Linked DNA regions of Homo sapiens: region 2 is linked to region 1. The links are chromatin contacts, found by Hi-C or POLR2A ChIA-PET in ENCODE. All regions are on one chromosome and are shown on one strand. Each heading gives the region's core, a stretch centred on a gene start or an enhancer-like site at or near the end of the contact. The rest is flanking DNA. Distances are from core to core; before and after follow the strand shown.

Region 1 (4,837 bases), core at 1,712-4,211:
GGGAGGCTGAGGCAGGAGAATTGCTTGAATGCAGGAGGCAGAGGTTGTGGTAAGAGGTCATGCCATTGCACTCCAGCCTGGGCAATAAGAGCAAAACTCCATCTCAAAAAAAAAAATGAAAAAAAGAAAGAAATTTTAGATGTTGATAAGATAAGTAATGCATGTAATTAACTCTTTGTCTCACCTCTAAACAGGAAGTACATTTCTTGATATTTACTTGTTTAGAATGAAGTGGGTAGAAAATAAATCAGCATTTATAAAAATGTTTTTAAAATAAAGTTCCTTGGGGATAGTTTACTGGAAAATTGTCAACATTCAGTCTCTTTTATGTTGCCTTATTGTACACAAGAAAAATTGACATATGTTGTAAGTTCAGCCCAGTGGGTTTATTAAAAATGTTGGTAGTGGTGTACTAACACCAGACAGCTCTCTGGGATCAGAGTGACAGTAGCAGCCTGTGGAAATTTCTCTTTGTGGAAGTGCCGATTTTTCTGGCTGGACTAATAGGGAATCTCCTTGTCCAGACCCCGAGCTTTGGGATTATATAAGGAAGGAGCACTCTTACTGATTTGTACTCTTCTTAGGTGATCTTTGGTGTTGATAAGACATGCTTTTTTTCTAATGTCATAATAATAAATATAAGTTAATGTTGGTATGATCCAGAACTCTCATCTCAGAAATGCAATACCATTATTGTGTAAAATGTAGTTACTGATACTGAAAGAATGTCAGACCCTATGGGCCTTTATGGGAACGTGGAGAAAAAAGAAGGGAGGTAAATGAGTAATGAACACACCCATACAAAAGTAGCCCTCTTTATGGTCTTTTGCACTACAGAACTCTCTTTTTTCTTTTTCTTTTTTTCTTTTTGTAGGTACATAGTAGGTGTATATATTTATAGGGTACATGAGCTGTTTTGGTACAGGCATTCAGTGTTACAGAAATCTTTTCAATAGCCAACTTAAGATTGAGTATAGTGTTTATGATTGTGTTAATTGTATTCAACTATTATTAGTGCTTTTGTGATTTTTGTCAGTCTGTTTTAGATTTGATTTTTATCCCATTGCCTACCACAATGCAGGTATTCAGTAAAACTCAGATATTTGATGAATTAATTGATAATGGACTTCTTACATTAAAATTATAAAGACACAAGAGCATTAGGAAAGTAACACTAGCCACAAAGCTAAGAGCCAAAGAACTCTGGGTTCAGTCATAGGTTTGCCATTTATTTGTAATATGTCCTTGGCAAATTGCTTAACTGCTCTGTGATTCAGGGTTTTTTCATGTATTAGACTGGCGAAAACCAACTTTATAGGTTTATTGTGAAGATTGAATGAAAGGGTGTGCATGGACCACTTACCATGGTGTTGGGAACATAAAATGTTAACCACCATAATGAAGACACTGATCATGATGATGATGGTGATTGATAAAAGCAGGCCTATCTGTTGAAGGACTCTGAGTAACTCCATATTAATTGAATAAGATTGTGGAGTTTTAAAATTATTTCCTATAGTATTTAGGAACAAGGATTTGTTTGTAATGGATTTTTTCTAATTAGTAATGCATTTATTTGTTTGTTACTTGCCAGATAATCAGGAAAAAATATTTTTAATCCATGAGTAGCACCAAACAGTATCTATAAAAGTACTCACAATATAGCCTGGGAAGTCAGACTCAAGGAACAGGGAATGAAAGGGGAAAGATGTAGGAAAAGATTGGAAAATACAAGATGCATGTGGAGCTGGCGGCCTGTGTGCAGATGCTATTAGTAATTGCTTCAGGTGCCATTGATGAAGATGGGTCAGAGTTTCCCTAACCTTGCTTTACGTTAAGGTGAAAGAACTTCTAAAACTTTTCTTTACATTTCTGTATGATTGCCAACTTTTTTGTTAATGAAGTAGTATCTTTATAAATACCTGCTGAAAGATTTTGTGGCTTGATTTTATTTTTATGAATTTTTTTACTTATTTTGTTTTGTTTTGTTTTTAGAGACAGGGGTCTTGCTAAGTTGGTCAGGTTGGTCTTGAACTTCTGAGCTCAAGCGTTCCTCTCACCTCAGCCTCCCACCTCAGCTTCCCAAGTAGCTGGGACTACAGGCATGCACCACCCTACCCGACTTGTTTACTCTTTCACTTTGTTTCTCTTTCTCTCTCTGTCTCTCTCTCTTTTTGCAGCTTGATTTTAAGAACAGACTGTCAAGTCAGTCAGTGATTGGATGTAAAGAAAAATCATCTAGGTAGAAGGAGGCATATTTTAGAAGAGTCTCCAAGAGATAATTATCATAGCCCTTTATGGTCATTATTATTTTTCTTTTGTAAAGTTTCTCTTGTAAGAGTTTTACAAATTCTTAAAAGTGATGTATTACTGGTACTTTTTAGAAACATTTATGTTATGCTTGATTATGTGTGGTTATGGTTTGTATCTGTATAATTAGGTTCAATAGACTGACATAATTTTCTCTTAAAAGTATAAATTACTAGACAACAGTGTTGACCTTTACAGCTATATAAGGCAGCTACATATAAGTAGCCTCTTTATTTTCCTCATTCAAACTTTGTGCCTGACTTCCCGAACCATTATTTTCAAGTTTTTTTTCCCCTTTTTTAAAAAATAGCCAATCTTTTTCTTTAGATTTATTGTGTACGACTTGTCACATTTGTCAGCTAGGACAAGGAAAATAATAATAAACATTCATTATGAGATAAAATGATGATAGCAGTAGTACCTTTTCCCTGATATAGTAATCATTTCTATCTATTTAGTTACTTTTAAATGAGAAATAAGTTGATCAAACCATGTTTTCTGTATGCTTGAAACCATCTCCCATAAAACGTTTTTTAAAATTGGAATTCACTTCAAATCATGTCTGTTGCAAATTTGCTCTGTTTGGGGAACCTTGCCAGGGACTGCAGTGGTTTTAAAGTCTAATAAGACTGTCGGGCCGGACGTAGTGGCTCATGCCTGTATTCCCAACACTATGGGAGGCTGAGGCGGCCTGATCACTTGAGCCCAGGAGTTTGAGACCAGCCTGGGCAACATGGCAAAACCCCATCTCTACAAAAATTAGCCAGGCATGGTGGTGCATGCCTATAGTCTCAGCCACTCAGAAGGCTAAGGTGGGAGGATCACTTGAGCCCAGACGGCAGAGGTTGCAGTCAGCCCAGATCGTGCCACTACACTCTAGCCTCGGTGACAGAGCAAGACTCTGTCTCAAAAACAAAAGCAAAAATCTATCCTCTGGATTTAAGGAATTTCAAGGCAAATTAGTGATAGTACATTTTTTAAAACTTTGTATTTTCCTTGTGCCTCAACATCCCCACAAACAGGCCGTGAACACTCTGCCCTGGCAACCAGATGCACCAGTATGATAAGGCTGGTCCCTGCCACAAGTTCCCCTTCATAACCTTCCCTGGCAGTGCCCTAGTGAAATTTAACGAAATCACCTCATGCCTTTTGTTTGTGTATCCTGACCCCCAATACAAGCATTTGCCTACAGGTCCTCACTCTATCAGTTATACCTATTTGGCTGAACCCATTCTTTGGGCTTCTCCCATATGGTTCCCTGCATGGTGTACCTTGCCTCCCTCTCTAGGACCTTTGAGTATAATAAATCCTTTAATTTCATTTACCTCTCCAAGTATAATTCCCACAGCTATGTTGGAGTGATCCTTGAGGACCCCACAGGGAGACTTACTCCCTCCCCCATTTACCACACAGAGAGTTATAGATGATAAGCTGATTATTGGTGGTTGTTGCCATCAGCAGTCAAAGAAAAGAGAATGCCCAGGGTTTTTTTGTTTGTTTGTTTGTTTCAGAGGATAGAGAAGAAAGGCATTTTGAGTTTCATGGGACAAGAGTCATTTGAAATGACTCTATAAATAGTGTGTCTTACCATATGTGATATATTCAGTGATTAAGAAAAACTAAACCTAAATCTGATCAAGACTCTAGCTCCAACTGCCAGTTTGCAGGACATACAAAGAACTAGGCACATATTCTAAATGATGTGATGGGGATACAACCAGCAAAATCCAGAATGTGGAAGATTCTACAGGACATACAACCCAGTTTCTTTAGCAATTAAATTAGAAGGGGAAAAAAAGGAAAGGGGATGGGGGAAATCCTATAAATTAAAAGAGATTTAAGAGTTATGTCGGCCAGGCGTGGTGGCTCACACCTGTAATCCTAGCATTTTGGGAGGCCAAAGTGGGCAGATCACTTGAGGTCAGGAGTTCGAACCTAGCTTGGCCATCATGGTGAAACCCTGTCTCTACTAAAAATACAAAAAATTAGCTGGGCTTGGTGGTGCACACCTGTAATCCCAGCTACTTGGGAGGCTGAGGCAGGAAAATCGCTTGAACCCGGGAGGCAGAGGTTGCAGTGAACCAAGATCATGCCACCACACTCCAGCCTGGGTGACACAGCGAGACTCCATCTCAAAAAGAAAAAAAGAGAGAGAGATGTCAACTAAATATAATGTATGAACCTTGTATGAATCTTCATTCAAACAATTCAACTGTAAAATAAATTTGGAACAATGGAAAATTTTAATACTGACTGAATATCAAACAATTAAGAAATTGCTGATTTTTTCCAGTGTGATCATAGTATTATAGATATTATTTCTTTTTAGTCTTGTCTTAAACATTTTAGAGTTTTTTTATATTTACATCTATAAAATATTTTAAATGGGTAGGATTACAAGAAGAGTAGATAAAAATACCTTCTTAGAAAAAGGAAATATTAAAAATCACAAGCTAGATCAAATGGGTTTGGTTTGAGGATTGATAAGTATAATTAAAGTTTGTTCACATAATCCTTTGAGTGTTTT
Region 2 (4,837 bases), core at 987-3,486, 150 kb after region 1:
GGGTTTCACCATGTTGGCCAGGACGGTCTTGAGCTCTTGACCTCGTTATCCACCCGCCTCGGCCTCCCAAAGTGCTGGGATTACAGGCGTGAGCCACCATGCCTGGTCTCTTTTTCATTTTTAAAGGGTAATTTGCTGTGCAGGAGTGGGCTCTCAGACCAGAAGTGGGGACCTGAATGAAATCAAGGACTGAGTATGGTAACTACAGCCATTTAATTTTATTTGAAGTCTCCCGTAAAATGTTCTGGAAAAAACAGGGGTTCCAGGGCTGGGTGGGCAGTTTCAATCATGGACTGGATTTTGTGGTTCAGATTTCTCTGGGCCTGTTGGAGGTTCCCCTTAAGCAATTACCCAAGGCAGTTCTGCCCAGCTGAAGTACTGATTACCTGCACACTATACCAGTGAGGACTCATGGGTGAGCAGATGGGAGGCACTGAGCTTGATTCTGAAACCCTGGCCTCCATCCCACCTGACATTCAATGTCAGATTAGAATTTGGAAGACCCTAAGTCTCCAGATTGGTGCACTGGGTAGCTCCTGAAATGGGGTGGCTGAGACAGGTCCTCTGTGCCCCCTTCCACAGCTTCCTCTGGGGCCCTTCTGCTCACTGGCATGTGCTTCTGGGCAAATAGGCCTCTCCCAGCATTTGTTTTGGCTCTGTGAAATGGGGTAATATTTGTTCCTATTGCGGGTGAAGCGCTGCTGTTGGGATGCTCAGGTAACTCACTCCGTGGGTAGCTGATATTGCCTGGGCAAGTGGCATTTTAGAGGAAATCTGTGCCATCAAAAGAGTTGGACCTGATCACACTTTTGCTTTTGAATATGCTTTGTCCCAGCCTGGCCATTCGTCACTTGGGACCCCCTGAGTCTCTCTGACCCCACTGTAAAATGGATATGCCATGGAGTTGTCCCAGGAATCAAGGGCAGGTCCTCTCCAGTGAGTGATGGGCTTGCCTCTCACTTCTCTAACACCCTTCTGCTTCCTTGTGTAAGATTTCACTATTAGTGGCTATTCTCTTTTACAGAAGAAAAAGGGAGACGCATGCCTCTTCCAGTTCACTGTTCACCATTGCAGCATATTTATTCCAAGGGACTGGCCGAATCATCCCTTTCTTTGTTAGAATGTGGTTTTGTTGCCTTGAGACAAGTGGCCCGCATGTCTGCACTGAAGGAGGCTTTGCGCAATAGCCTTGGGCACCTCCGGTTCTGCAAGCATGTACAGTACTTGCTCTCCTTTCCCTTTCTTTGTATACTTTTTCTGGTCTGCTACGTGTCCATCTGCATGTGGATAAAGGGTCGTCGTCTTGAGTAGTGATTTTGCTGTGATGTGATTCCTGTGAGGTCTAGTTGCACACAGTGATTCCGAAGGTAGACCCAGCTGGAAAGCTTTTAAATTGCTGATACTCCAGCCCCACTCCCCAAGAGATGCTGATTTTGTTTTGTTTTGGGGAGGGCAGTTTTTTTGGGTTTTTTTTTTAAGCTTTTTGATGTGTAGCCAGGGTTGAGACTGAAGTGATTTTTGTGAGTAACGGAGAAGTGTTAAGGCTTGAGAAGTTGGAAGAGCCATGCTTGAGATAGGACCAAGGTCATATCCCCGGCATTAGCACAGAGCAACCCTGACCTGTTGGAGAGTTGGGCTGGATGGATGCGGTCAGGGGAGAGACTCGCTTTATTTTATTTATTTAGAGATACAGTTTCACTCTTGTCACCCAGGCTGGAGTGTAATGGCACGATCTCGGCTCACTGCAACCTCTGCCTCCTGGGTTCAAGTGATTCTCGTGCCTCAGCCTCCTGAGTGGCTGGGACTCCAGGCACGCGCCGCCACACCCTGCTAGTTTTTGTGTTTTTACTAGAGACAGGGTTTCACCATTGTTGGCCAGGCTGGTCTTGAACTCCTGACCTCAGGTGATCCGCCCACCTCGGCCTACCAAAGTGCTGGGATTATGGGTGTGAGCCACTGTGCCCAGCCTCGACTCGCTTTATTATATCCACACTTGGAATACAATTCGGATTGATTGTAGTGGGGCATTTTATAATTAGGAAAAATTAATCAGGAAAAATCACTCCATGTAGATTAGTACCACCATATGAGGGGACAAGAATTTCTTCAGATTAGGAACTTCTTCCAACAGGACTGACAGGGTCCAAAACTACTCTTGGATCCAGCTTTAAGATGGACCCAGCCCACTGTTGAGTCCCCTCTGAGGTCTTCTCTCTGTGGATGGATTTGATTGTTAACAATGGCTGAGTCATGTGGCACCCAGCCCGGTGAGTAAGACAGCTGAGTAAGAGGGGAAACAGGGCCTTTGGTCAGAAAAACCAGACTGACTTCAGTCTTATCTGTTTAGAGAAGCCCCAGAAGCTGCAAAAATTGCAGCTTCCAGACTTTAGTGTGCCGTGGTCATGACATCGGTGTGGATGGCAGGTTGTCATCTGAGCAGTCAGGGTGGCAGCACACAGCTTGCGGGCTGGCTGATGGCCGAGGTGTGTGAACTGACCTGCCCCAAGTGACTTCAGTGCTGGGCACAGCATAGGAGCAGTACTAATGATATGGACAGTATGCTCAGAGGACGTTAGGGAGCACAGCTTTGTGTAAAGGGCATGCCCTGCCCTGTCCGGATTTAAAGCAGCTATAGCACTGAAACCCCATGGTCACCCTCGCATTTCTACACTTCTGCCTGTGCCAAGTCTAGTTTGTGTGCCTCCTCCATTTTGTGTGTACATGGGGGTATTTTTTTCTGCTAGGCAACTGCTATTTATGCCTCTCAGTACTGTACTTAGTGTGTACCATTCCTGCAAGGTATAGACATTGTCAGCCCATTTTACAGATGAGGAAAATGGAGTTTTTGAGAGGGTGAGATCATTCAGTGGCAGAATGGAATGTTAACCCAGGTAGTCTAACCTCTCTGCTGTAGATCTGATGTCCATTTGAACTTTAGACTTCCCATCTGTGTCTACAGTCTAGCCCTTAAAAAATGTGATAAACAGGTTTTTAGGTAAGTCTGTTAATTTCAGAAAGACATTATTATTATTTTTTAGAAAGTTAGAGCTTATGTTAGGGCTCAGTCTATCCTCCTGCCTCAGCTGCCTGAATAGCTGGGACTGCAGGCACATGCCACCATGCCTGGTTAATTTCTGTGGTATACATCATTGATTACTGAGAAGTCACAGTCCGTTGTTAAATAACTGAGCTATTCATAGCCAAATCATTTTTAAAAACACAAATATAAGCAAAAACAAAACATTTATTTATTTATTTATTGAGACGGAGTCTCGCTGTCACCCGGGCTGGAGTGCAGTGGCGCTATCTCAGCTCACTGCAACCTCTGCCTCCTGGGTTCAAGTGATTCTTCTGCTTCAGCCTCCCCAGTAGCTGGGACTACAGACACCCACTACCATGCCCGGCTAATTTTTTTTTTATTTTTAGTAGAGACAGGGTTTCACTGTGTTAGTCAGGATGGTCTTTATCTCCTGACCTTGTGATCTGCCCGCCTCGGCCTCCCAAAGTGCTGGGATTACAGACGTGAGCCACTGTACCTGGCCCAAACATGTGGTTTTTTTAAATGAAAGTGTGTTCATTTTACAAACAGTGCATTCTTACTAATTTTACAGGCCCTGTGCTAGGGACATGGCCTCGTCTTCCGCTATCTTAGAGTGAAGAAGTAAAGACAGAGAAAGTGTTCACAAGTTGCTGCACAAGTCTCATTGCAGTGCCTCCCAGAGGCGCGAAGAGCAACACCTTTCACCTGGGCTGTCCTAGAAGGCCCGTGGCAGGGTGGGGTTGGTGAACACTGGGGCTTAAGGGGGTGAATTCAGAAGACAAAGGACCTTCTGGGCAAAGAAGGGCCCAGTAGTGGGAAGTGCAGGAGTGTGAGAGTGCCTGGAATTGCCCACTCACTGGCTCTGGAGCTTGGTGCTGAGTGCTTGGGAAGTGTTGGGAGGATCAGTTATATTGCTGGCTGGGTTCTAAAGAACCTCCAAAGTTTACATAAAAGTTACCTTTGATTTGACTGTTCTACCCTCCAGTCACGTGGCTAAATTAATTAAATCAAATTTAAAATTAAGCTCAGCCATACCAAGTATATCCAGTGTTCAATAGGTACATGTGGCTTGTGGCTGATGCACTGGACAGTGTACATATAAAACATTTCCATCGTTGCAGAAACTTCTATTGAACAGCAGTTGTATTAGTCCGTTCTCAACACTGCTGTGAAGAAATACCTGAGACTGGGTAATTTATAAAGGAAAGAGGTTTAATTGATTCCCAGTTCCACAGGGCTGGGGAAGTCTCGGGAAACTTACAATCATGGCAGAAGGGGAAGCAAACATGTCCTTCTTCACATGGAGGCCGCAGCAAGGAGAAGTGCAGAGAGAAGAGGGGGAAAAGCCCCTTATAAAACCATCAGATCTTGTGAGAACAGCAGCATGGGGGTAACCATTCCCCTGATTCAATTACCTCCCACCAGGTCCCTCCAATGACCTGTGGGGATTATGGGAACTACAATTTAAGATGAGATTTGGGTGGGGACATAGCCAAGCCACATCAGTGTTGTTACACACCACAGTGGTGCTGTGGTGTGTAGGTGGGAAAACTATGGCATGGGGGCCATATCTGGTCCTCTGCCTATTTTTATAAAGTTTTATTGGAACATAGGCCACACTCATTTATTTATGTACTGTCTATGGATGCTTTCACACTGCAACAATAGATCCAAATAGTTGCAAAGAGACTGTGTGGCCCACAAAACCTAAATATTTACTATCCAGGCCAGGCATGGTGGCTCATGCCTGTAATTCCAGCACTTTGGGAGGTTGAGGTGGGCAGATCCCTTGAGGTC

Evidence for each region. Hi-C counts contacts between places; a loop is a spot of excess contacts on that map. ChIA-PET counts read pairs that join two places held with the same protein, here RNA polymerase II (POLR2A). Pooled maps may share reads with other maps.
Region 2: a map of ascending aorta shows a loop between it and region 1 (2.1-fold over the local background). The contact joins two enhancer-like sites. A Hi-C loop is called at or near these places in 2 of 168 maps with a recorded cell type or tissue (ascending aorta and sigmoid colon) and 6 of 50 pooled maps. POLR2A ChIA-PET finds 5 or more read pairs at or near these places in 1 of 52 experiments (MCF 10A).

What each region holds. Positions count from the first base shown.
Region 1 is chr3:57,897,589-57,902,425 of GRCh38, forward strand. All of the region lies in intron 17 of SLMAP (sarcolemma associated protein), which reads left to right. Among named protein-coding and RNA genes, the nearest start is that of FLNB, 110 kb to the right of the region's middle. Within about 2 kb of position 2,962, at least 2 of the 41 ENCODE cell types and tissues checked have a DNase peak (open chromatin) inside an H3K27ac peak, as active enhancers do; they include ascending aorta, where a contact is called at or near this core.
Region 2 is chr3:58,050,220-58,055,056 of GRCh38, forward strand. The region is part of intron 1 of FLNB (filamin B); the gene reads left to right. Among named protein-coding and RNA genes, the nearest start is that of FLNB, 44 kb to the left of the region's middle. RefSeq lists an enhancer at 2,123-2,417. Within about 2 kb of position 2,237, at least 32 of the 41 ENCODE cell types and tissues checked have a DNase peak (open chromatin) inside an H3K27ac peak, as active enhancers do; they include ascending aorta, where a contact is called at or near this core.